Regions from separate parts of the Mus musculus genome. Here regions 1, 2, 3 and 5 are each linked to region 4. The links are chromatin loops, found by intact Hi-C in ENCODE. Cell type or tissue: left cerebral cortex. All regions are shown on one strand.

Evidence for each region. Hi-C counts contacts between places; a loop is a spot of excess contacts. Peaks named below come from ENCODE experiments on the same cell type or tissue, not always from the same donor. Only the 100,000 strongest peaks of a DNase experiment are listed, where the experiment ranks them.
Region 1: a loop joins it to region 4, with 2.8 times the contacts of the local background. A loop is called at or near these places in 2 of 42 quality-filtered maps.
Region 2: a loop joins it to region 4, with 4 times the contacts of the local background. A loop is called at or near these places in 2 of 42 quality-filtered maps.
Region 3: it touches region 4 in a loop (2.7-fold over the local background); 2 of 42 quality-filtered maps call a loop at or near these places.
Region 5: a loop joins it to region 4, with 2.6 times the contacts of the local background. A loop is called at or near these places in 13 of 42 quality-filtered maps.

The regions. Positions count from the first base shown.
Region 1 is chr11:79,447,549-79,452,548 of GRCm38, reverse strand. Nf1 (neurofibromin 1) reads right to left here. Exons shown (of 58, transcript NM_010897.2): 26 at 4,884-5,000; 27 at 4,213-4,424. Among named protein-coding and RNA genes, the nearest start is that of AU040972, 34 kb to the left of the region's middle. In left cerebral cortex, a CTCF peak has its summit at 1,999; no DNase peak of the experiment used is centred here.
Region 2 is chr11:79,403,507-79,408,506 of GRCm38, reverse strand. It overlaps Nf1 (neurofibromin 1), which reads right to left. Exons shown (of 58, transcript NM_010897.2): 6 at 26-93. Among named protein-coding and RNA genes, the nearest start is that of Nf1, 66 kb to the right of the region's middle. In left cerebral cortex, CTCF peaks have their summits at 500 (motif pointing left) and 2,029 (motif pointing left); no DNase peak of the experiment used is centred here.
Region 3 is chr11:79,251,459-79,256,458 of GRCm38, reverse strand. It overlaps Wsb1 (WD repeat and SOCS box-containing 1), which reads left to right and starts at 1,764. Exons shown (of 9, transcript NM_019653.3): 1 at 1,764-2,106. The coding sequence starts at 2,067. In left cerebral cortex, no CTCF peak of the experiment used is centred here; DNase peaks (open chromatin) are centred at 1,747, 2,397 and 3,103; H3K4me3 peaks cover 2,087 bases; H3K27ac peaks cover 1,053 bases.
Region 4 is chr11:79,575,752-79,580,751 of GRCm38, reverse strand. Nf1 (neurofibromin 1) reads right to left here. Exons shown (of 58, transcript NM_010897.2): 58 at 1-2,498. The coding sequence ends at 2,356. Among named protein-coding and RNA genes, the nearest start is that of Rab11fip4, 13 kb to the left of the region's middle. In left cerebral cortex, a CTCF peak has its summit at 2,803 (motif pointing right); DNase peaks (open chromatin) are centred at 2,828 and 3,598; H3K27ac peaks cover 1,262 bases.
Region 5 is chr11:79,469,662-79,474,661 of GRCm38, reverse strand. It overlaps Nf1 (neurofibromin 1), which reads right to left. Exons shown (of 58, transcript NM_010897.2): 33 at 4,792-4,889; 34 at 3,081-3,227; 35 at 1,187-1,333. Among named protein-coding and RNA genes, the nearest start is that of AU040972, 12 kb to the left of the region's middle. In left cerebral cortex, no CTCF peak of the experiment used is centred here; no DNase peak of the experiment used is centred here.

The DNA of each region.
Region 1 (5,000 bases), 130 kb after region 4:
TAATAAGGTTGGTCTTGAGTTTTTTGTTTGTTTTGTTTTGTTTTTCTTTTAAAAAGTTCCAAGCTACTCTTCCTGTAAGCGGCCAGAAGAGACCTGTGAAGATGGTTTGCTACTCTCTTGACCCAAAAAAACCCCACAAAATCACGCAAATCAAGAGGTCCAAACCTTCATGTTCACTTTAAGAACACTCGGGAAACTGCCCAGGCCATCAAGGGTATGCATATCCACAAAGCCACCAAGTATCTGAAGGATGCCACTTTAAAGAAGCAATGTGTGCCATTCTGGCGGAATAATGGTGGTGTTGGTAGGTGCAGCCCAGGCCAAACAGTGGGCCAAACAGGCTGGATGGTGGCCAAAAAAGAATGCTGGGTTTAGACGTGGATGCTCTAGTCATTGAACACAGCCAGGTGAACAAGGAACCTAAGGGGTGCCGAAAAAACCTACAGAGCTCTTGGCCGAATTCACCCATACATGAGCTCCCCCTGCCACACTGAGATGATCCTCACTGAGAAGCAACAGATTGTTCCAAAGCCCAAAGAAGAGGCAGCACAGAAGAAAAAGAAATCCTGGAAGAAACTGAAGAAACAAAACTCAAGGCCCGGGAATAAATTCAGCATCAAATAAATGCAGATAAAGTTAAAAAAAAAAAAAGTTACAGGCCATAATGAGATCTTGTCTTTTTTTAAAGAAAAAAGAAAGAAAGAAAGAGAGAGGGAGGGGGGGAAGGGGGAAGGGGGAAGGGGGAAGGGGGAGAGGAGGGAAGGGGGAAGGGGGAAGGGGGAGAGGAGGGAAGGGGGAAGGGGGAAGGGGGAAGGGGGAGAGGAGGGAAGGGGGAAGGGGGAAGGGGGAAGGGGGAAGGGGAGGGGAGGGGAGGGGAGGGGAGGGGAGGGGAGGGGAGGGAAGGGAAGGGAAGGGAAGGGAAGGGAAGGGAAGGGAAGGGAAGGGAAGGGAAGGGAAGGGGAGGGAAAGTGGGGAGCCACGGGTATATCAGCAGTTCTCAACTCATGGGTTGAGACCCCTTTGAGAATTGGATGACCCTTTCATAGGGGTTACATATCAGATATCATGCATATTAGATATTTACATTACTACTCATAACAATAGCAAAATTACAGTTATGGAGTAGCAATGAAAGTGATTTTATGGTTGGTGGTCACCACAACACGAGGAACTATATTATAGAGTCACAGCATTAAGAAGGTTGAGAAACACTGGTGCATGTGATCAAGAGAGATTGTTTATATGTTCAAAATTGCCAAAGAAAAAACATAATTTGGGGGACTAGCAGCATTGGCTGCTCTTTGAGAGGACCCAAGTTCAATTCCCAGTACCCACATGCAGTTAGAACTGTTTTAATTCCAGTTTCAGGGCATCTAACAGCCACTTCTGGCCCCTTTGGGCATTTTATACACATGGTGCACAAACATACATGTAGGCAAAATACCTATTTATATGAAATAAAATCTCAAAAAAAATTTTAAGTAATTGAGGCGAGGTATGATGTTGGATGCCTTTAACCCCTGTAACAGGAGGCAGAGAAACTTTGTGCATTTGAGGCTATATCCTAGTTCTGCACAATGAATTCCAGGCCAGCTAGGCTACACCAGAGATCCTATCTCCAAAAAAGTAAATACGTAAGAGGTATTTTTAAGTCAAGCCAGGAATGGTAGCGCATGCTTTTAACCCTAGTACTCAGGAGTCAGAGGCAGGCAGAGATCTCTTTGAGTTCAAGGCCAGCCTGGTCTACACATCAAGTCCAAGACAGCCAGCACTATTACACAAAGAAACCCTGTCTCAAAAAAAAAAAAAAAGAAAAGAAAAAAGAAAAAAAAAGAAGAAGAAAAAGAAAAAGAAAAAGAAGAAGAAGAAAAAGAGGTATTTTAAGTCATGTGCTATAAAGCTTAGAAATATTAGTCAGAGCTTCACAGACTTACATCAACAGTTGTTTTCTTGTGTTAGGAGGGATCAAGAATAGGGTCTCATGCGTGCTAGACCAGAACTCTACCACTAGGTTGCATCATCAGACCTTCACTCTTCATTAAGAAAACTACTAAATGACTTTTAATTACAGTTAAATGCTAAAAAGTTCATAATATTTACTGATAATACATTTGAAGATGTGTGAAAAATTTTAGGTTTGAAGAAAATAATTTAGGAGTACTCTAATAAATGGGCATAAAAGTACAATTGTAAGTGAGTCAGCTGTGGAGATGCTGCCTGTGCCCCCAGCATTTGGAAAACAGAGGCAGAAGGATCTCTAGTCGGAAGCCATCCTGTCTACACAGTGAGCTTCAGGTCAGCCAGAGCCCACAAGGTGAGACCATCTCTTGTCATAAAGCAAGTAAGCAAACCAACAAAATTGCTAAGACGATAGAGCTCATGTTAAATAATTTTACTAATACCGAATTGAATCAAATCAAAGCAACCACAGAAGTATTTTAGAAAGCAGGAGCAAGGGTACTCTAGGGCAGAAACAGTTATCACATTTGAGATGAGTACACAGAAGAGCCTCAGCATCAGCTGAAGACAGTTAAGGCAGGGCCCAGGTAAAGTGCAGGGTTATAGGGCAAAAAATATGAGCTTTATTTTTAGATACAAAAACCATGATCTCACAGGCTCTCTGTTTTTAACTGTGTATTTTCAACGCACGTGCACATGAGTAGCACCTCTCCTTTGGTGCTGTTGGGAGTGCTGGGACCTCGGCTCCACTTCTTTTACAGAGCAGCAGACACTCTTAAGCACCAAACCGCCCTTCCAGCCTCTGCTACAGGTGGGTTCCTTCATTTCTGTTGTTAATTTTATGTAAATGGTTGCTTTGCCTAGGGAGGCAGAGAGAGCACCCAGTCCCCTAAAACAGGAGTTACAAGTGGTTGTGAAGTGACCATGTGAGCTGGGAATCCAACCCCAGTCTTCTGAAAGACTCCTGAACCAGTTTCCAGTTCCTCACCCTCTCATTACAGTTTTTAGGCAAAAAAAAAAAATTATTTTAGTAATTAGAAGTTTACTCTTACTAAAGTCTTTTTTCTTTTCCTTCCTTGCTTTCTTCCTTCCTTCCTCTTTTGATAAAATAAACCATACGACTTTAAGAAAGTGTGTGTGTGTGGGGGGGGGGGGGAAGACAGGGATTCACTAGGTAAGCTATAGCTGGCCTAGAACTTATCAGGTAGACCTGCCTGCCTCTGCCTCCCCATGCTGGGACTAAAGGCATGAGCAAAAATATAGGGATCAACATGGCTTTTTTAAATGAAAATGAACAAAAGCTTCCTCAAAGTTTTCAAATGTATTACCAAGAATGTTGTAGTTTGATGGGCAGAGGGTGCAACTCAGTGATAAAGCACTTGCCTAACAAGTAAGGCCCTGACAGCAATCCCCAGAATACAAAATAAATGTAGACGGACAAATAGTCATGTATTTCTATGGTATTTTATCAGTCCATTTTGTTTGGAGACACAGACTTATACAGCCCAAGCTGGCCTTGAACTTGCTCTGTAGCCGTCGATGACTTATGAGTCTTCTATCTCTTGCCTCCACTTGCTACGTGCTAGAATTATGAGTGTGTCCACCACATCCAGCATGCCTTCAAATGCAAATTTCAAATGTAATGTAATACTTCAAGTAAAAATTAAGGTGTGTAAGGCAGAGATAGTTATTGAGCACAAATCGCAGATTATAGATTTAGTACTATTAACAACTAATAGTTAGGTTAACTATTACTTTATATATACGTAAAGATAAGAGACAACGCTGTTTTACATTTCTTCCCATTGGTGATTCCATGAACGTTTGTCACTGGGTTGGAAAGAAAGAACTAGTCAGGGGTAGGAGTACCAACCACTTCTCAATAGTTAGAAGCAAAACACATTAAGAAAAAAGGTTTAATGACTCAAGTTGGTTAATTATTTTTTTAGACAGTCTTACAGTGCTCTAACTGGCTTGAAACTCACTATTAACAAAGAGGACCTTGAACTTCTGAACCTCCTGCTTTCACCCTCCAAGCTGCTGAGATTACAGGCAAGCACAATCATGATGGATTTTCTGTGGTGCTAGGGAAAGCATTCTACCAATGAGCTACAGTCTCAGCTCTCCATTATGTAATTTTTTCCAGTTCTTAAATTTTGTCAATTCACTTAATAAACACTTCTGAGGATACTTATTTTGAAGCACTAGCTGTATGTCAAGCATTCTATTACCCTACTTTCTCAATAAACTTACCCACTGAGAACAAGGGACCACATTGGCAAGAGCCATAGCTATAGGGAGTTCTCCCTGGTCTCCCATCATTGTGACCAGTTCCACAAGTCTCTCAAATCGATCTGCCAACACCGTTTCCGCAAGTGTATCGAATTCTGTTCCTTGTTGAAGGATTTTTGTCAGAACTTCCATAAACGTAGCTCTTGTCTGAAGATCCTTGTGATAACCTAAGCCTGATGAGGATAGACAGATGCAAATTTACCACCACAGCCTGGCTGAAGCAATTTTCATTTTGCATGTTATGTCAACTCTAGATTTTTATGTTTTATGTCTATGAGTGTTTTGCATGCCTAATGTCTGGGTATCAATCACATGTATGCCTGGTTACCACAGAGGCCTGGAAATTAAACCTAGGTCCCATGGAAGACCAGCCGGTGCTGTAAACCACTGAGCCACCCTTCCCACCCAGCTCTCTAGGTTTTATATTTCTGCTTTGGTTCTGTTTGCTTGCTTGCTTGTTTGTCTGTTTACAGACAGGGTCACTGGTAGCCTTGGCTGTCCTGGAACTCACTGTGTAGACCAGGCTGACCTTGAACTCATAGAGATCTTCTTGTTCCTTCCTCCTGGTTAATGGGATTCAAGTTGTGCACCATGCTAGGCCAGTTTTTTATGTAGCTTTCATTTGATCTCACCTATGGAGTGCATGAGTCCACTGTCCACATTAGCATTGAGTAAGTTTGACATTGCAAGCACTGTACAGTGCCTCAGGGATGCCAGCCTCCGAGACATGCCACGTTTCCTGCCACCCG
Region 2 (5,000 bases), 170 kb after region 4:
GCATACCCAAGAGGTTGAAGCTTACCTTTTCTAGGCTATTTATAACTGCCAACTGTGCAACCTTCTTCAGGGCTTTAAATTTAAATGCTGTTTCTGGAGGGAAAAAAATGCTTTATTAACTCTCAATTATTTAACAAATAAAATTCAGAACTACTATAAAATAATTTTATAAACTGTTTTGCTTCCAGTATTATTAATAAGCAATTTAATAATAAAAATAAATATAAACCCCCAAACCCATGAGCTACATTGATAGAGACAGAAGTAAATGAAAAGCAAACATGTCTTGAACATCAAGTTTTCCCTTTGCTCTATTTTTAAATTGATTAACAAAACAAACAAAAACTATAAACATGGGGACTGAGAAATGGCTTGGTGGTTAAGAACACTAGACACTCTACCACAGGGCCTAGGTTTGATACCCATCACCCAGAAGGGAGCTCAGCATCAGGCGCCCTCTTCTGTCCTCTTCGGACACCAGGCACTCACACGCCACACAGACACACGCAGCCAAAGCACCCTCACACATACGATAACAATATACATCTTATTTTTAAGTCTATTAAATAATGACACAGAAGTCAGTCATGATGGCAACACCTTGTAGATGTAGAAGCAGGATCCCTGTGAGTTCAAGGAAAGACCTGGTCTGCAGAGAAAGTTACAGGACAGCCAGAGCTACATAGAGAGGCCTTGTCCCACAAACAACAACAAAAACAAAAACCTATATGGGCTGGAGAGGTGGTTCAGTGGTCAAGAGCACTGGCTGCTGTTCACAGGACCTGAGTTCAGTTCCCAGCACCTGTTCACAACCATCTATAACCTCAGCTTCAGAGGATCCAACACCCTCTTCTGCTGTCTGAGGGCACTACATGCATATGCACACATAACAAAACCTTAAAAAAAAAACAGACACTGGTTATTTAAATGTTTTTCAGTCATACATTTAACAAATCTCTAGCATTTCAGTATTTTGAGTAGTACTGATAAATACTTATACTTAAGTAAAGTTTTATCCACCATCTTTTTCTTCAACGTAAGCAACTGTGTCAGCAAGGAACAAATACTTTCTGAGGATTTTGAAATCTACAGAGCTGCTTTTCAGAAAAGTTGTCCACTGAGCTGTATACTGACGATCTGCCACATGCTTGCCATCACTGTCTAGTAGGACAGCTTTAATTTTGATAATCTGAATACTTAGATTACACTTTATCTTTGAATTCTTTTAATTTTTAAGTTACCATGCAAAGAATTGGGTATCGTGACATTTCATAAACATGTGTCATTCTATGTTGCTCTCCATTGTTATCCCTAACCTACCCGGTTTTACCTGCCTCCTCCTAGCTGGCTCCCTTTCTTCCTAACCAGGCAGTCCAACCTTCTGCTTCCATATTGCACATATTCCATACCCTCTGTTTCCCCTTTACTTAAGATCTTTTCCGTTTCATGATCTATCTGTAGTGTGTGTGTGTGTGTGTGTGTGTGTGTACACGAGTGCGCATATGCACATAAACACACCTTTAAATTCAAGTTCCCTACAGAAAACAAAGCATGACTTGTTTGTCTGAACCAAGCTTATTTAACTTAACATAATAAATTCCGGTTGAATCCATTTTCTGGAAATTGTCATGATGGCATTTTTCTTTTCAGCTGTATAAAATTCCATTATCATAATATAGCATTTTAGTTTTTTATTTTATAAAAATATTTTTTAATAAAAAACACGAAGTAGAAGTCTGGCCAATCAACACAGAACTGCTACCACATAAAAAGGCACTTTACCAAACTCTGCTCCAAGAACATACAAATGTTTTGTTTTGTTTTGTTTTGTTTTGTTTTGTTTTATCATGGCTATAGTAATTGTCTATACTTTTCCATTTAACTATTTTTTAAAATTCCAGACTGGAGAGATAGCTTAGTGGTTAAGAGCACTGACTGTTCTTCCAGACTTCCTGAATTCAATTTCCAGCAACTACATGGTGGCTCACAACCATCTGTAATGGGATCTGCTGCCCTCTTCTGGTGTGTCTGAAGACAGCTAAAGTATATTCATAAGCAATAAATAAACAAACAAACAAACTTCCACATCTGCTCACCGTTATCTTCTGCTCCAGTTACAGAACACTGGGAAGTAGGTTGGTTAAAATAACCCTCCTGGGCAGCTTTCTGCTGAACTTTATTTTGCAATCTGACATCTGTGGCTGTAAAGAATCACACTATGCCCAACAGTGGTAGCCTTAATTGGTGAATCCATCTTCCTCACCACAGACTGTGAGCTGCAAGTGATACCAACTGATAGGCTTCCTTGTGAGACCTTTGAAAGCATTACGTGCCAACTCCAATGTCTTGGCAGTAAGGTGCCCTGTACAAAGCAGCAGTGGCACCCACATACCCATGGCCCATGATGTGCATCTTCAAGTGTTCGTTGATTTGGCCCACAGGAAACTACATAGCCAGCTCTCTATGAGCAAGAAATTAACTTAGCCTTGGCCATTCCACTAGCCTTTCCAGTTTTCCTCCACTCCACCACACAAATGCCTACTGTTGCAGCCACCACCACTCACTGTACCAAATATTCTGTATCCATTATTCTCTTTTTTCTTTTTTCTTTTTTTGGTTTTTTGAGACAGGGTGTGCCACCACTGTCCGGCTTCCATTCTTCTCATGATGGACATTCAGGCTGGTTTATTTCCTAAGCCACCGTGAATTGTGTGGCAGTAAAAATGGATGTACAAGAATTTCTGTGGCTATACAATATAGTAGTATATCTGGGTCACATGGTCTGTTATCAGTTTTTCTGAGGAACCCTTCAAACTGTCATAGTGGAGTTTCACTGCCAGGCAGTGGTGGCGCACACCTTTTATCCCAACACTTGGGAGGCAGAGGCAGGCAGATTTCTGAGTTTGAGGCCAGCCTGGTCTACAGAGTGAGTTCCAGGACAGCCAGGGCTACAGAGAGAAACCCTGTCTCGAAAAACAAAAAAAAGAAAAAAAAAAAAAACAGAAAAAAACAGAAAAATAAAAAGTAGCTACTCAGGATCCCACTAGCCCCACCCACATTTTCCCCTCTGTTGTCTTTTGTTTTCTTGACAACGTCCCAACTGAAGTGAGACAGAATCTGAAAGAGGTTTTAATTTCCATTTCCCTGATGTCTATGAATGTTGAAAACTTTTTCCAAGTATCTACTGGTCATTGTATTTCTCCTATTAGGGACTCTATTCAGCTCATGAGCCTATCTACAGACTCTAAAATGATTTTAGAGTTTAATTTTAGCAGTTATTTATATATCATAGATACCAGTCCCCAGCCAGATGTAAGCCTGGAAATTTCTTTTCCCAAGCCTGTAAATGGTCTCTTTACTCTAGTGACTGTGTCCTTTGCTTGGTAGCGATTTCTAATCTCATGTAACTCTCTCTGCCACGTCTTGGTATTGTTTCCTGTGCTATAGTCCTTTTCAGAAAATTCTTGTCTATGCCTATGTCTTCAAATATTTTTACCTGTCTTCTTCTTTCATTAGAGTTTTGATATACTGAATGTCATGGTTTGAATATGCTTGGCCCAGGAAGTGGTCTTGTTGGAGTAGGTGTGTCACTGTGAGCGTGGGCTTTACAACCCTCATCCTAGCTGCCTGGAAATGAATACTCTGCTAGCAGCCTTCAGATGAAGATGCAGAACTCTCAGCTCTGCCTGTATCATGCCTGCCTGGTTACTGCCATGCTTCTCCCCTGATGATAATAGACTGACCCCTGAACCTGTAAGCCACCCACAATTAAATGTTGTCCTTTATAAGACTTGCATTGGTCATGGTTTCTGTTCACAGCAATAAAGCCCTAACTAAGACACTGAATTTATTGTTGCACAATATGTATAGAAATCCAGTTTTCAAGCTGGAGAGGTGGCTCAGAGGTTAAAGAGCACCAACTGCTCTTCCAGAGGTCCTGAGTTCAAATCCCAGCAACCACATGGTGGCTCACAACCATCTGTAATGGGATTTGATGCCCTCTTCTGGTGTGTCTGAAGACAGTTACAGTGTACTCATATAAATAAAATAAATCAGAAAGAAAGAAAGAAAGAAAGAAAGAAAGAAAGAAAGAAAGAAAGAAAGAGAGAAAGATCCAGTTTTCCCAGCACCACTTGTTAAAGAGGGCACCTTTTCTCCAATGCATGTTTTTGATAGCTTTGTCAGAAACTTAGGTAATATGATGGCTAATCTTGTTTGTCAACTTGACTATATCTGGAATCACACCTGTGAAGGAACATGGAAGGAGAAACTTTTCACTTTTGCCTGCCTGCCTGCACTCCCCCTAGTCAAGTGCACTTCTCCTGTTGCTAAGGTAAATAGGAGCCTAAAGGCACTGGCTGGTAAGGGGTGGGATCCTGTAACTTGAGATGGAGAAGTGTAGGGGACAGGTGCTGAGGACTTTGACCCTTCAAATTCTGATGCGTCTGTCTCACCTGTGGCAGTAGTCTGCCCACTCTTAGTGTAGGGTGCGGCCCCACTGTCACACCTTGCAATATTTCCTTTTGTACCTTGGCCTGAGGAAATTAATCCTTTGTTGTCTACAAATTTCAGTGACTTTCACTGAAAGAGAAACATCAAGCAAGGCAATACTGATGCCGCTCAGTGTCTGTCGACAATAATTGCCTCTGAACTATAATCAGTATCAAGGCTAAGAAGGCTTCTAGGAGCGAAACAGAAAGTGAAATTCACAACAAAGGTGTGGTACAATACTAAAGTTTACTGAGTTTGTGAATTCATTCAAGCCGTAGTCTGGGCAATATATATGAGAATGGATTTTTAAGGGCATGAAATAATGGTGAAAAAAAAACCATAAAACTGAATCAAGCTGAATTTATTGATATGGGCCCACTGAGTTAAGGTTCTAAGTTCAATACAGACGTTCTTACAGTTAAAAAGGTATCAAAAGCGTGACTGGTTGGCTAAGCACTAGCCATACTCTACTGAAAGGGAACTGTGGATACCTGATGTCCCTTGACTTA
Region 3 (5,000 bases), 320 kb after region 4:
CCAGTGCTTGGGAGGCAGAGGCAGGCAAATCTCTTGGAGTTCAAGGCCAACCTGGTCTACAGAGCTATTCCAAGACAGCTGGGGCTACACAAAGAAACCCTGTCTCAAAAAACCAAACCAAACCAACAACCAAACAAATCAGCATAACTCCCGAGCAAGGCTGACTCACGAATTCCTGAAGCCTTCCAGATTGTTTGAAGATAAGAGTCTTGGAGCCAGGTTGGCCTCATACTTGCTATATAGCAGAAGTGATCTTAAGTTCTTGATTCTTGTGCCTTTGCTTGCCAAGAGCTGGGCTTTCGAGCATGTACCATTTGCTTTAGGTTTCTGAGGAACTGGAGCTGGACTCCATGGTTCCTGTATACTAGACAAATATTTTACTAACTGAGCTATACCCCCCTCCTCCAGCCCTGCAAGTTTGTGAAATCTGCATATTTTTGTATGAAAACTCAAAAAAAAAATAGCTGGGAAGATGGCTCAGAGGTGAAAATGCAAACCTGACCGTTCGAAAGCCCAGAACCCAGGTTAAAGCAGAAGGCAGGAGATTACAGACTACTACTCTACAATCCCTTCACTCTAACAGGGCTGTCAGGGAGTCGGGAAGTTACAGGGCCAGCTAGCATGGTATACAAGCACTGAAATCATGAGAGACCCTGTCTCAGGAAAGGTGGGAGGTGAGGACTCATATCCTAGGATGTCATCTGACCTCTGAATGCCTGCATTCACACAGAAGCATTTAAGACACATGAACTCTCAAAAAAAAAAAAAGACTCAAAAACATGCACATATCTCATACACACATAATAAATAAATAAGCTAAAAACATTAGGGGACAATAATGGTCTGTATTTGACAAGATTGAATTTTCTTTTTCCTTCTACTGTTCGTCAGGCAGCACCATTGCCGTGCATGAAGTTCTGGACAAACATATTGTCAAGCAGTAACCAAGTAATTTTTTTTAAAGAAGGGGATGATTTATTTCTATTAATCATCATGATCTTAAGAATTTCTACCTTGGGCAAAGGGACATGCACACAGTACATGCACTACCTATGGTGTTTGAGATCTAAAGTTATGCTGGGCAATTCTGTCTTCCAGGAGTATCTGAGAAAATCTAAGCCGTTATCTGTTATCCTTTGGAAGAAAGAGTCCCGCAAGGGCCACTAAAATGCAATGACATCATTTATAGATGGTACTTAGATTGAGATGTGGGGCACACCCAAACAATGATGTGGAATAGCTAGCTGCTTCCTAGAGACCTCAACTTCTGTGGAAGAAGGGCAGATTCTGAGGTAGAGGTCATATTGGCCAGCTCTTCAGGAGACCTGACTTTAGGGACCAATTAGAACAGAGGCAGTCTTGGGGAGGCCTCAGAGGTGCCCATCACCCTGGGTCTCCTTCATCAACTGAGTCTTTCCTAAAACCAGTTTGTTCTGTCCTGACCAATTGGACACCACTATGCTAGTTTCCATCATATCTTTCTTCAGCGCAACCTTCACTTCCCAGGTACTAAGGAGCCAGAGACGTAGCTAAAAGGGATTAAGCACGTGAAACGTCTACTTTGCCCTTTCCGGTTCGGTCACGTGCATTATATAATCCCGGGCTTGCCCTTGGCAATGAGCCTTCGACTTCGAAAATGCCCGCAGGTCGCGCTTTGAGGGCTCACGCCCGTCCGTGAATCCAGACCATCACGTCCCCTGCGTCGAGGGGCGGGGCCTGATGGTCTGACGTCACCCACTACACCCCGCCTCCCAGATATTATCAGTGCCGCCCGCCATCTTGTCTCAGTGTCTGGTTTGGCGGCGGAAGCATTGGCGGGCTGTGTGAGTCTGTGAGTGGAAGGCGCGCCGGCTCTTTTGTCTGAGTGTGACCCGGTGGCTTTGTTCCAGGCATTCCGGTGATTTCCTCCGGGCAGTCCGCAGAAGCCGCAGCGGCCGCCCGCGCTCTCTCTGCAGTCTCCACACCCGGGAGAGCCTGAGCCCGCGTCACGCCCCTCAGCCCCCGCTGAGTCCCTTCTCTGTTGTCGCGTCCGAATCGAGTTCCCGGAATCAGACGGTGCCCCATAGATGGCCAGCTTTCCCCCGAGGGTTAACGAGAAAGAGATCGGTGAGGCTCGGGATGGAGGGGGAGCGCGGGGTCTACCGGCAGAGCGTGAAGGGGCTGGCTCCGGGGCCCGGGGGGAAAACGGGGGTGGGGGATGGGAGAACGGGGAAGTCCGATGCCAAGGCCCACGAGCGCGGGGGACCGGATGCCCGGGCTCCGGAGAAATGGAGAGGAGCAAGGACTGACGCTGCGTGGCGGGAGGAAGCGGTCCCGCGATGGGCGTCGGCCGGGAGTGAATGGACCCAGAGCGGGCCTCCCGAGTTTGCTCAGCGCCGGGCAAACCCTAGTGACACCATCACAGCTGGGGTGCGGATCGGACGTCCTGGGATTCTCCCGGCTGTGTCTTGGATATCGAATGGACCTGGAGAGTTACTAGCATAGGCTAAGTGGTCTATCCTAGGCTCTCTTTGGTGGGAAGAAGTTGTGAACTTTTGTGTTTTTTGAGGCGCAGCAGGAACAGCAGCATCTGTATGTCCGGTACTCTATTGAGAAAGGGACCTGGAGAGGTGTCAGCGGCGTAGAAAAAAAAGTTTTAGTGTTTTTTAAAGGATGGCGTTATGAAAGTGAAGGGTTCTAAGGAGGGAATATGTTGCCCACCTACACGGGGGGGTGGGGGTGGAAGGAGCCGTGAGAATAGGTGGAATGGCTGAAGGAGGGCTATTGTACAGAGGATGTAGCCGTGGCTAGACCTGTCACGCGTCTGGCTGAAGCCTGGACAATGGGGAGTGGAAGGGCGTGGGCCAGACCTGCCCGTTGGCCCCTTTAAAGCACTTAGCATTATTTAAATTCTCTCAAAGGAGTCACCTTTGAGCCCATTGGATGACATTCGTTGAACAAAATTATCGTCAGTAGACACTGACTTTACAGTTTTGTCAATTGGATTTTCATGTCCATGCTAAAGGTAGGGGCAGGACTCCATGAGTGTGTGAAGAGTTCCAGGTCAGGCTATAACTGAGCTACTACCCTCTTTAACAAGGCACTGTCACACTTCCTTTCTGGTCGTGAAATCGGAGGATGGAATGTGAGGAAGAACTTGAATCTGGTTAGCCTTGTTCAGTGATGACTCATGATGTAAGTGCTATGCAGATAGGTTGGGTTTTAGGGCTGGTTCCCACCCACTGCCCCATTACTTTTTTTTTTCCCCAAAGCACTTTAGAGAAAAACCTTGAGGTTGATAATATTTTACTAGTCAGTACTTGAGTATTTAAAGCAGCTAATTAAAGTATAAAAATCGTTTGTGTCTGTTAGCTAACAAGGAAACGTGAAGGCACTTAGAAAAATGCTGACTATGTAACAATTAGAATGTCTTACATTTGAAGATGAGTTAGTGAATTGTTTCTTGGGGTTTGGTGTTTGAACCAGCCACATCTCTATCTCATTAACACTTTATAAAGAAAAGTAGCCAAATGAGTGTACCCAAGACTAGTTTTTAAAAGTAACCTTAAAGTACAGATATAAATCTCTGGGAAATAAAGTATTCTTCTTAGATCAACTTGGGAGCATTCTCTTTTAAAGCGAATGTTTCCATTGCCTTCTTTTAAAAAGTAGAATTTTAAAACTTGTTTTCCTTATTTGTGAATGAAGTCCTTCCTAAAATTCATTTTGACCAATAGATGAAAGTTAAGCAGGAATCCCAGTTTGGGGGGCTGAGTATGAGAAGAACCCCAGTGAAAGGACCGTGTAAGAGTATATGTAGGCTTGGAGAAATGCAGGAAGCCTGCAGCAATGTGCTCCTTCTGAGGTTTCGCATTGAAAATGCATTCTGCTGGCATTGAGGCTCACCTACTCATGAGTCTTATATCAGACTCATGTGACTGCCAGTAACAGGAATGTGAGCTTATTCTATGTTGCTCCCTTTTGAAGAAGTGGGGGTTCTCTATCACTTTGGTTAAACCACACCAGGAAGTAGTCTCCAGTTCTGGGTATCACCTTTTTAAGGGTTACTACTAATGGGAATGTATTCCAGGAAAATGTAAAAATTAAGGTAGGAAAAGATAGAAAATTGACTCAAAACTTTATAATCTGAAGACTGATGGAAAGAACTAGAACTATTGTATCCTAGAGAAGACTCCTATATAGGTGTCATATGAGGTCATGAGGTCAAGATTGTTCTCAGATCAGATTCCGCTCAATAGGTGGGTGGGGTAGAAGGAAGATTTTGAATTCTTTTGTTTTTTGTTTTATTTTTTCTTTGTTCTCCTTAAGGCAGAATTTCTCTGTGTAACCCGGGAACTCTGTAGAGCAGGCTGGCCTCAAACTCAAGAGATTCTTGTCTGCCTCTGCCAACTGAGTGATGGGATTAGGATTAAAGGCGTGTGCCACTACCATTCAGCAGATTTGAGTATCTAAAAAAGAAAACATTGTTTAAGCAAAATAGTTTTATCTTAGTGATGGGTGTTAGGATATTTTCATACAAGAAGGAAAATTTTAAAATAATGTAGGAGTTCTGAGTTGGAGCCTGGCCTGGTCTACAGAATGAGTTCCAGGACAGCCAGGGCTACACAGGGAAACCCTGTCTCGGAAAACAAAAATTGCGTGTATTATGTGTGAAGAATAGTAAAAGTGTGTTCTCCCCTTGTGCCATGTGGCTACTAGGAATTGAAATCAAGTGGTCAAGCTTGGCAGCAGGTATGTGTACCCACTGAGTCATTTTGCTAGCCCTCCAGCTCTTCCCAGGCTGACCATGTAGCTGAGGTGACCTTAAAATTCCAATTCTTTACCTGGTTTGTACTAATGATGAAGATAGAAACCAGAGCTTCTTGTAGATTAGCAAGACAACCTATGCCTAACGATTTATAGTTCTTGAAAGGTGATGATAATCTTAATTCCCCTTCTGTTCTCTTTTCTCTTCCCACTTTCATGGGGTCTACCTATTTAATCTAGGTTGGCCTTAAAGA
Region 4 (5,000 bases):
CTTTTAAGTCAGGGAAACACAAATTGAAAATGAATCACAGAACTCACACCAAATTGTGTAAAATGGGACATTACTCAGACCTTCAGCTGCTCCTGTAATTAGAGTCTCCTTTGGGGGAGGGGCAGCTAGTGATACTTTAAGCTCTGTAGGTTCAGTTGCTTGCAAAGATAGACTTTCCTCAAAAGCTGGAAGTTCTGTCTATTAGATAAAACTGGAATGCTGCCCCAGTTTCCTGGGATGTACTGGTCAGAAGTGGCTCCGTTTGATCTTTCCATAGGAGCTCAAGTGGGGCAGTTTAAGAACTATGGGGAAACCCGCTACAGGAAGAGTGCACATTTATAAGTTGTCCTGTTTTGATGGGGGAAGCAAAACAGTAATGGGCCAGTAATGGAACTCAATGACTTTAAAAAAGCCAAGCAACTAGAGTTACAGCAGCCTCAGTCTGTGCTGCCCACGGTTGCAGGAGCCAGAGCGGGGTGCACCCCAGCAGTACTGCGGTGGGGAGCCGGGCCTGGCAGCTAAGCCACGGGCCTCCTGCGGCTAAACTCAGCTGGCATCTCAGCCTCCCAGCCTTGGTTATCTGCTCTGACAGTTATTCTAAGGCAGCCTTTACAAGAGCTCAGTTTGCTGCATCTGTCTCCAGTAGTCTCCAGTGATTCTATGTTAAAATCACTACTAACACTAAGGGGTTTCCTTTTATTTTGGCAAATGGTTCTTACTTTTCCCAGGGCTGTAAACAAATTAAAAAAATTAAATTGTTATTTCTGAATATCAAAAGCAATTTTATTTACATTAACATATTACATTGTTACTGTATGGATAAGTGTGAAACGTGTTATATTATTAAAGTCAGAATACTTAAATGTACCATTATTTATTGACTTAGCTGTGGAGTTTAACTTACTGAAATCCACTAGTGAGCCAGCACTACAGGACCTGTCCACACCCTACTGGGTTTCTTTTGGTCCCTCCCAAAGCCATTATGTCTTAATACATGAAGGGAACCTGGAAGTAGAGGGATAATACCTTTTAAAAATAAATATAGTTCAATCTTAACTGAGAGCATCCATGTACTACTGTGCTCACTAAAGTCAAACTGTCTTGCATCCTGCGGGTACCATGAAGCAGCTGGGTGTGCATCCCTTGGAAGGGCCTGAGTCCCACTGGTCCAGCCACTCTGCACAGCAGCGATCCTAGAGGTCCTGTGTCCATACCACACAGGCCGGCCAGACTTCACAGTGACTAAATGCAATCCTATCAGATAGAATCCAAATGTTTTGCTAGAGATTCCTGATTTTATTTGGAGGAGAGGAGTAAGATTAAAAGATTTTAAAAATACATCTTATCAAAGAAATTTATGATAATATACAGCATATTCTGTTTCTTGGAAAATTATTTAACAAAATAAAAATATCACCTACCCTATGTCACGTACCATTCCATTTTGCTACGGAGCCAATGGAAAGAGCTATGAAAATTACCTTGTGGAAACGAGTCTCACCACTCTGTCTGCAAATTACCCTGCTTAGAATCACTTAGGAAAGAGGAGAAAGCAAGTGCAAACACAAGTGTAGTTTCTATACTTAGTATAGTCTTGGCTTAAAAAAAAAAAAAAAGAACAGAACACCTTCATATGTAAAAATTAAAAGATAATCAACTGGAAAAAAATTACCCAGGTTGGATGACCAAGTATGTATAAGGCCTCAGAACCAATAGCTTTAATTCAGCAATGTTAAGATGTGTGTGTCACGCTTATTTTCCTGTACTTATTGCTAAGACTCAAATGTTAGTATTTCTTAAGAATTCGTTACAAAATATTAGTTTGCCCCTCCCTCAGTCCCTGGCCTGTGGCTTTATTGAGGCTTGGCCTCTGTGGTTCCTTCAACTACATAAGGTAAAAAAAAAAAAAAAAAAAAGTCCACAGCTAGAAGATTAAATACACTGGGGTTAAAATATGATTTCTCCCCCAAACTTATAAGTGTGTAACTAAGACGACCCCTTCACTCTGCAAGACGGGAACACAGAAGGCCGTCCTCCGCGTACGGCCCGTGGCTTGCGGCAGCGGCAGCACTGCAGGGTTCATCCACACCCACGGTCCACGCTCTCAGTCAGGCCTCCTGACCGCCTGCTGTCTCTGCTGTCCTCAGAACAAGTGCTCAACCAGACACATGCCAAAGTAGAAGGAAAAACATCAAAGAAAAGCAGCATTAAACTTAGGCAATGCTCCAAGAGATGACCGTCTGGCGACACGGCGACCAGATGGGATCATAAGACACGAAGTGCAGCAGTGCAAGGTGAGGGGTCACTAGTGAGAAGCCATGTTAGGTTGGTTTGAAGAGTGAAACAAAGAACGCTTCACACGATCTTCTTAATGCTATTACGTTTGAAACTGCCAGCACTTCTTTGCTTCTGCACTTGGCTTGCGGATCCATGGCGAGTCCGTCCACTGTTACAGTGGCCAGCGGTGGGGGAGAGTTCAACGTTCTCCTTGTCGAGTCCTGGAGAGACACAACAGCTGGTTACTCCTCCTCTCCTGACGCTAGCTCAGGACCCAATCTCATTCATTGCTTGTGGGTGAGATTGGAATGGTGAGCAGTCCCAGCATACTCCACATTCACAGTAAACTGCCAGGACATTTACAAAGGCCTTGCCACATACTTTGCCTCACACCTTGCTAAGCTGAATTTTCTATCATTGTTGTGAAACAGCGTAAGAGAAAAGAGAAGTTGCAAGAACAGCTGGAGGGAGGTAGGGTGAAAGGCTGGCCATCCAGGAAGCCTTAGGAGAGTACCTTCTCCCAGTTGTACCATGAGTGTCCAGCAGAGGGCAGATTCTAGCCATGTATCCATCTTTCTGCATAGCCGCCATTTCAGAAAAAGGCATATACTTCTCCTTTAATCGGCCTCAATGCCTGTTCTGGAGGAATGAGGGCATCTCCTGAAAAGGTGACCTACCACGCAGGCCATGCCCGGATCTTGGCTTCATTTCAATCATGGAGAGTCACTACACTTGTCTCAACCTCACTCAAGGGTCCTATAATGTATTTTACAAATAATGTAAACGTTATTTTCAGAAAGGTGATCAGAACAAAAGGGCAAATTTAGAAAAATCTCAGCATATTGATAAAGGTTACAAATAAAGATAGAAAAGAACAGTCTGAAGGAGGTGAGGAAGGCAGTTTAGGCAGCGAGCATGTTCCTTCACAATCCCTGGTAGGATTTTGATCATTAGTTGATTGAGACAGGGTCTCTCTGTGTAGCCCTACATGTCTTGAAACTTGGTACGCAGACTAGGCTGTCCTGGAACTCACAGAGATCTGCCTGCCTTTGCCTTCATGTGCCACTGTGCCTGGCCCTGGATCTTCATTATGAGTGGGTTTGCTTCTAAAAAGTTCATTATACTGTAAACTTATGACCTGTGTACTTTTCTGCCTTCTACCCTTCAAAAGAATTTGCTTCCCAAATAGATACTGTACTCATCATGTCTAGCATAGCCATTGGCAGGAGGCATTCTGGTAGCTGATATAAACTGTTCACAGACACACGAGGAGGAGGAGCAGGGAAGGGCAGGCCACACTTAACTGGGGGTGGGGAGGCAGGAAACCATCTGCTCATGTCATGGCCCGCAGCGTTATCCCAGGTCTAACTTTAACTTTATGGACTACTTGAACTTAAAAAGAATCATTACATTTGGGAATGGAAACATTTCCATTTTTGGGCAATAAAGTATTATTTTAAGCCACAAGATATTTATTGTGTTACAGGAAGTGGGACAGATCCATGCGGCAGTTTGTAGGCTGAGGAGAACTGCACCTGGGATGACTGTTCTCTGGAAGACACAGCCTTCATTCAACACAGTTCCACTCCCGTCCTCTCCCATCCGTCTCCTACCAGAACCACCTTCTATGCCCTCCTTGTAGTCACTAGCTTTTGCCTATAACAACAACCTGCATAAACATCTTATCTCTTCAGCTGGAGTGAAACCACCCAGAAAGGGACCAGTTATCATTCATGTTTTTTTTTCTTTATAAAATCTAGCTAATCACTTTCAATAACTATTGGTTTGCAACAAATGTTTCCACTTTAAAATGTGATAGCTGGGGCCCTCTAATTCACAGCCCTCATGCGTGCAGCCCTTACTTGGCACCATGTACATTAGAAAGAGGGATGCTTCCCGGCCAGCTTCCCTCGGAAGTTGACACAGGTTGTCACTCTGTCATCTTTGACACGTGCACGTGACCTGTGACTTCAAGGCCCGAGTTTCCTCAACCGAGATTATTTCCTTAATAGGAATCTCTTCACTATATCTTATTTCCTAATGAGGAAGTCGGAAGGCAAATAAATACAGTGTTAGAGGATTCCTAAGCCTAATTAGAACAAAAAAGTTTTACTAAAATGATCAAGGCCAGGCAGTGGTGGCGCACGTCTTTAATCCCAGCACTTGGGAGGCAGAGGCAGGCGGATTTCTGAGATCAAGGCCAGCCTAGTCTACAAAGTGAGTTCCAGGACAGCCAGGGCTACACAGAGAAACCCTGTCTCGAAAAACAAAAACAAAAAACAAACAAACAAAAAAAATCAAGGAAAAAATTGCATAAATTTTTGGAGAGCACTGTATATGTATATTAAATTGTCAAAGAATAAATAAAAGGTAGATATTATAAACAAGCTCTAGGAGAGTTATTTTTTAAAAAGCAATAAAAATGAATTACATTTACACCAACCCACAGTCTTAGGAAAGCAGGGCCCAGGAAATGGAGTGAACCTAGCACTCAGATAATTTTCTTCTGATAATTTGTCAGCATTCTCTCACACCTCCCTCCCCTCTACGGTGGAATCTAGAAATGCCTCCATGTGCTGCTGAAGGGCGCAGACTGCTCACGTGGAGCAGGCTCCTGCCCTGACACAGGCCTTACTTCACACTTGAGAGAAAGGCCTGACCTTGCACGTCTCCACTGAAAGCTTCATATTCTGTGTTCTTATATCCCTAAGTCACCAGTCCTC
Region 5 (5,000 bases), 110 kb after region 4:
AGTGCTGAGGCACAGAGAAGAGACAGAACTGAGCTGAGGAGAACTTTTTAGACAGAATTTTTTAGCTTATCTGAACAGAACTTTTTAGAACAGAATTGAGGATAATTTTTTAGTCAGGACAAAGGAGAACTTTTTAGACAGAACTGAACTCAAGAAAAACTCACAAGTAAAGGCATAGCATTGGGAGAAAAGGCATTGAGAGTAAGAGCATTACTGTGACATCAGAGCAGGAGGAGAGAGCAAGAAGAGGAGAATGCAGTAGAGAGACAAGGCTTAGCCTTACTAAAGAGAACAAAGCTTTCTTCTTACAGACTTGGATCTTCTCACACTATCTTCCCTTTCTTTCCCTCTCTCCCCAAAGTAGGCTCTTACTGTCTAACTTAACTTTTATAAATTAACTTCTGAACATCAGGTGAGAATGTTTTCCTTCTGTCATTGGCACATCCTATGAATAAAACAACCAACTCACAGCCGTTCACAATGTACTGTTTGTGAAATATAATCAAGTGTGTGTCTACTAGTGAGAATCTTTTAGTTGATAGATTAGAGTCCTCTAAATGAGATATAAAACAATGTTTGTTGTAGCAGTATTTAAGTGTACTATATTTTCTGAGTCTTAAACTAAAAAAAAAAAAAAAATTAGAACCATGGACTTTTTGAAGGGTTAGTACGGTAATAAGAACTTAGGATTTAAATCCAAAAGAACCATAAAGCAGGTGTGAATTCAGGTCAATAAGTTATGTCTGCTTAGTGTATTTTCTAAAACTATAACATGAAAATAATGGTATCTCTCTATATGTTCTTTAAAGTATTAAATGAAGACTACGCCAAAGAGACCTTGCAAGATGGCTCAGCAGCTGAAAGTACTCACCACTGAACTGACAGCCTGTGCTTGGTCCCGTGGGACACGGTGTGAGGAGAGAACTGACTCCCATAGATTGTTCTCTGACTTCACACTGGCAATGGTACACAAGCGCGCACGCAAGCACACACACACTAAACAAATGTTTTAAAAAAAGCTGGCTTTTTTGTAAGACATCGTTCTTTTTATAAGAAAATCAATATATCAAAGCAAAACAAAACATGCTATATTAATACAGCATGAGCACATTCAGTAAGTGGTTTGGTAATAAACTTTGTTTCACACCTCCCAAAACATATTCATCCTTTCAAAGTTGTGTTTTACCTGGTCATAAATTCCTCAAACTTTGAACTGGTAAGGTTAAGGCTGGACCAGTGTGTATCTGCCACAGGCTTGTGCTCCGGAGGACCCAGATACGCGAGAAGTGTGGCCATCTTATCAAAAGGTCGTCTTCCAACAGCTTTATGATCCCTGGTAACAACAGGAAATGCTTATTAAATGGCACTTCACATTAATTGGGGAGTCTGACCTTCCTTTAGACTGCCACCGCTTGCTTTTCTTCTAACTACTGTTCCTGCCTGATTTGTAAGTTTGCAGCATCGAAAGATTTCAGATCTTAGAAACACAATTATTTCCCACCTGTAAAACCTACTGTTTTAAGTTCGATTTTTGTTTTTGTTTTTGTTTTTGTTTTTTAGAATTGATAGTTCTAACATTCTCATCTACAGACTCTATCTTGTGAAAACCGTGTTTGGGACATGAGCCTATGTAACCATAGTAACTGATGATCTTTTATGGACTTTTTTTTTTGAGACATTGTCTTATTATAGTTAGCTCAGGTTAACCTCAAACTCATGATCCTCCTGCCTCAGCCTCCCAAATGCTGGTATCATATCATGTTTTTAAAGATTTATTTTTTATTCACGTGTATTTGTGTATGAGGCCAGAAGTTTGTATCAGATCCTCTGGAGCTGGAATTAAGAGGAGTTGTGAGCTACTTGCCATGGGTGCTGGAAAACAAACTGGAAGAGCAATGTGGTAGTTTGAATAAGAATAGCCCCATAGGCTTATATGTCTGAATACTCAGTGTGTGTTCTCCCCAACCCCCTATTCCTTAGTGGTTATATCAAAATTACAGGATATTCAAGCTAGTGAGCAGACATGAAACTATCAAATCATTGTCTATATTTTCATGTTTGAAATATGTATCATTTTTAAAGTAGCACATTTAAAAATTTCAACAAACTGTGCATATGTATTCAAATCATGAAAAAAGAAGAGAATGTTCATTTTTAAAAGTTCCAGGTTATTAGCCAGGCGGTGGTGGTGCACACCTTTAATCCCAGCACTTGGGAGACAGTGGCAGGTGGATCTTTGTGAGTTTGAGGCCAGCCTGGTCTACAGGGCAGCCAAGGCTACACAGAGAAACCTTGTCTTAAAACAACAAAAACAAAAACAAAAAACAAAGCTAAGCAAAGCTCCAGGCTACTTGGGTACTGCCAGGATAAAGTCCTTTCCTTCTCCTGCTTCAGGGGCACATGTCAGCCATGTCCATGCCTACATCAACCCATAAACACTCCATAAAGGATTAACAAGTTTACTTTTAAACTTCCATCTCCTAGATGTTTAGCCACAGTGATCTCCTCAGACACAGAAATTGGAGCCCTTTACAATTCTATATAAACTTAAAAGGAAATAACTCTGACAAAGGACAGCAGGTTAATTTATGTCACTAGAAGCTTTTACTAAAAAGCTAGTGAAATAATTTCCAAATACTTTGAGTTACTGCATCTCGTCTCATTCTCTCTAGTTTGCCTTACCTCTAGACACGGTCTTACCACGTAGCCCTGGCAGGCCCAGAGCTCACGTAGACCAGTCTGGCCTCAGAGTCACAGAGATCTACCAGCCTCTGCATTGCACACAGTGGGATTAAAAGCATGGCACTGTGCCTGACTGACTGGGTACTTTCTATATGCTGCTTGGTTTTCATACACTTAATAAATAGCATCTGTGATTGTGGAACTTGTAGTTCCACAGCTGGTGCTACGAATCATATAACATGAGTTAAGTTTTGCCATATGCATGTGAATCTGCGCTTCTCTTTCCAAATCATAATACTGCAAAAATGTGCAAATAGAAGATCAATATTTAGGATCAATAATTTTATTAATTCAACTTAAACTAAGTGTTTAATTTCCCCAAGACTTGGAAAATATACCTGTTACTGGAAAGATACTGGCCAATTTTCTCCTGATTGTTCCAAAGCAGCCGATGTAAAGCAAGCACATTGCCATCGCTGATGAAGGAAAGACTATGGTTTACTGCATCACTTGTGGGACAATCTGATGCTATATCTAGGAAAAACCTGCAAAAATACAAAGCCATTAGAATTTTTAACCCCAGGTATACTTATGCATTACATTTATATAGAGTCTAGTAATATAGTAGCTGTGATTGCAAAGGAGGGGGCCTTATGCCCTCAGTGTAAATGAGAAGCACAAGGAGAAAGTTGTCTTCCCATTTCTGATATTAGTTTCCACTTCAACTGCAGAGCAGTCTTCTGAAGTTGGAGAACAATAAATTTATATGGATAAAATCTGGAGAACAAGCTAGTATCTTAACAGATAAAAGACATGGAGGCCTAGGTAAAGACTTCTCTTAAAGTTACACCAGCTGCCTGTCAGAGCCAGGAGTGGAACTTTGGTAGTCTTAACCATCTGTGAGTAGTCATAATAGTTATTTTCTACCTGAAGACACCAAAGGCCAGGAAGCACTGTATGACAACAAACTGGAAGGGCAGCTGCAGAAGGATGCGTGACATGAGTGACATCAGCTAGGCTTCTGAAGGGATTCTGCCAGCTCAAGCCTGCAAACGTGGCTCTGGCAGACTTTGCCCTTCTCCCCATCCCCTCTACTTTGCTAAACACTGTTAGATTACATTCCTAAAAGTAGCCACTAAGGTCTAGTCCCTTATTTGGCCACTTCCTCCTCTTGAGGCTGACTATTATCTATGTATTGGAAGTCCAGCAGTCAAAAGCCCTGCTTTGGCCACTAAAATCAAACACCTCATCCTAACACTGGGTGTCCCCTTTTTACCTTTATAAACTGCCATTTGCCTATGGGCTATGTCTGTCTCCTCTCTATCCAGAGGCAGGCCTTTGTCATCATTCCAGGGCCCAACCCCTGTTCCCCGGGACAAACATCCCTTCTCCCTCTCCCTTATCCTCTATCTCCTGTCTTTGTCTCTCATTTCCTGCTCTCTGTCCCTCTGTGAGAAATAAATCTCATCTGTGCTGAGCACTTGGTCGTGGTGGCTGTGTGCAGATTCCAGTCCCTTCAGTTTCTCGTGCTGGCAAATGACTTCTGAACATCAGCACCTTCACAAAGCACTTTCCCAGGAATCATCTCACTTGTTTTTTAAAAAAGTAACCCTGGCAAAGACAGTACTACCCCAAGGTTACAAATAAACCAACAATTCAGAGAATTAAAGTGAAGAATCAGTTATGAAAATTCAGTCGTAAAGCCTCTACAATTATCTGTTTCTTCGCACTCAAAATCTTATATTTTTGTACATTTTGGTATATGAAGTATTGTTTTAAATTCAGAGACACTTCTAAACTGCAGAAACAAAAGTATTATTAACATAAAAGCACCCTGACATAACCTGTATCGCATGGTTATGGTTTTTAATACGAGGAATCTTCTTGAGCCCATTCTGCAGCATTGCCTAAGTGAGAAAACGCCAACAGTGCTTTACAGGTTCCAGAGAGTTTTCTCAGTGTCTTAAAGTTAAACAGAACAAAAATGTGGTCTTAGTCTAGAAAGGATTGGGGGGGTGGGGAATCACATACAGAAATTTAATGTAGACCAGATACACGGACTGCAGTAAAATGGAGACATGGTGGCCACTGAAGACTCTGGCTGCTTACCTTCGTGCCAAGTCAAAGTTGCTTTTCACAAAATCATTAAAAGGTCTCATATGCTCTTCTTTTGTGAACAGTACATGATTGGCAATGCTCTGAAGTACCTAAACAATCAAACAAGATTATGAGTAGTCAGATTATTTGCTATATGAAACCTATAAATTAATATAGTCATTAAAATATAAATTTTCCATTGATATTTCTACTGGCAGTTC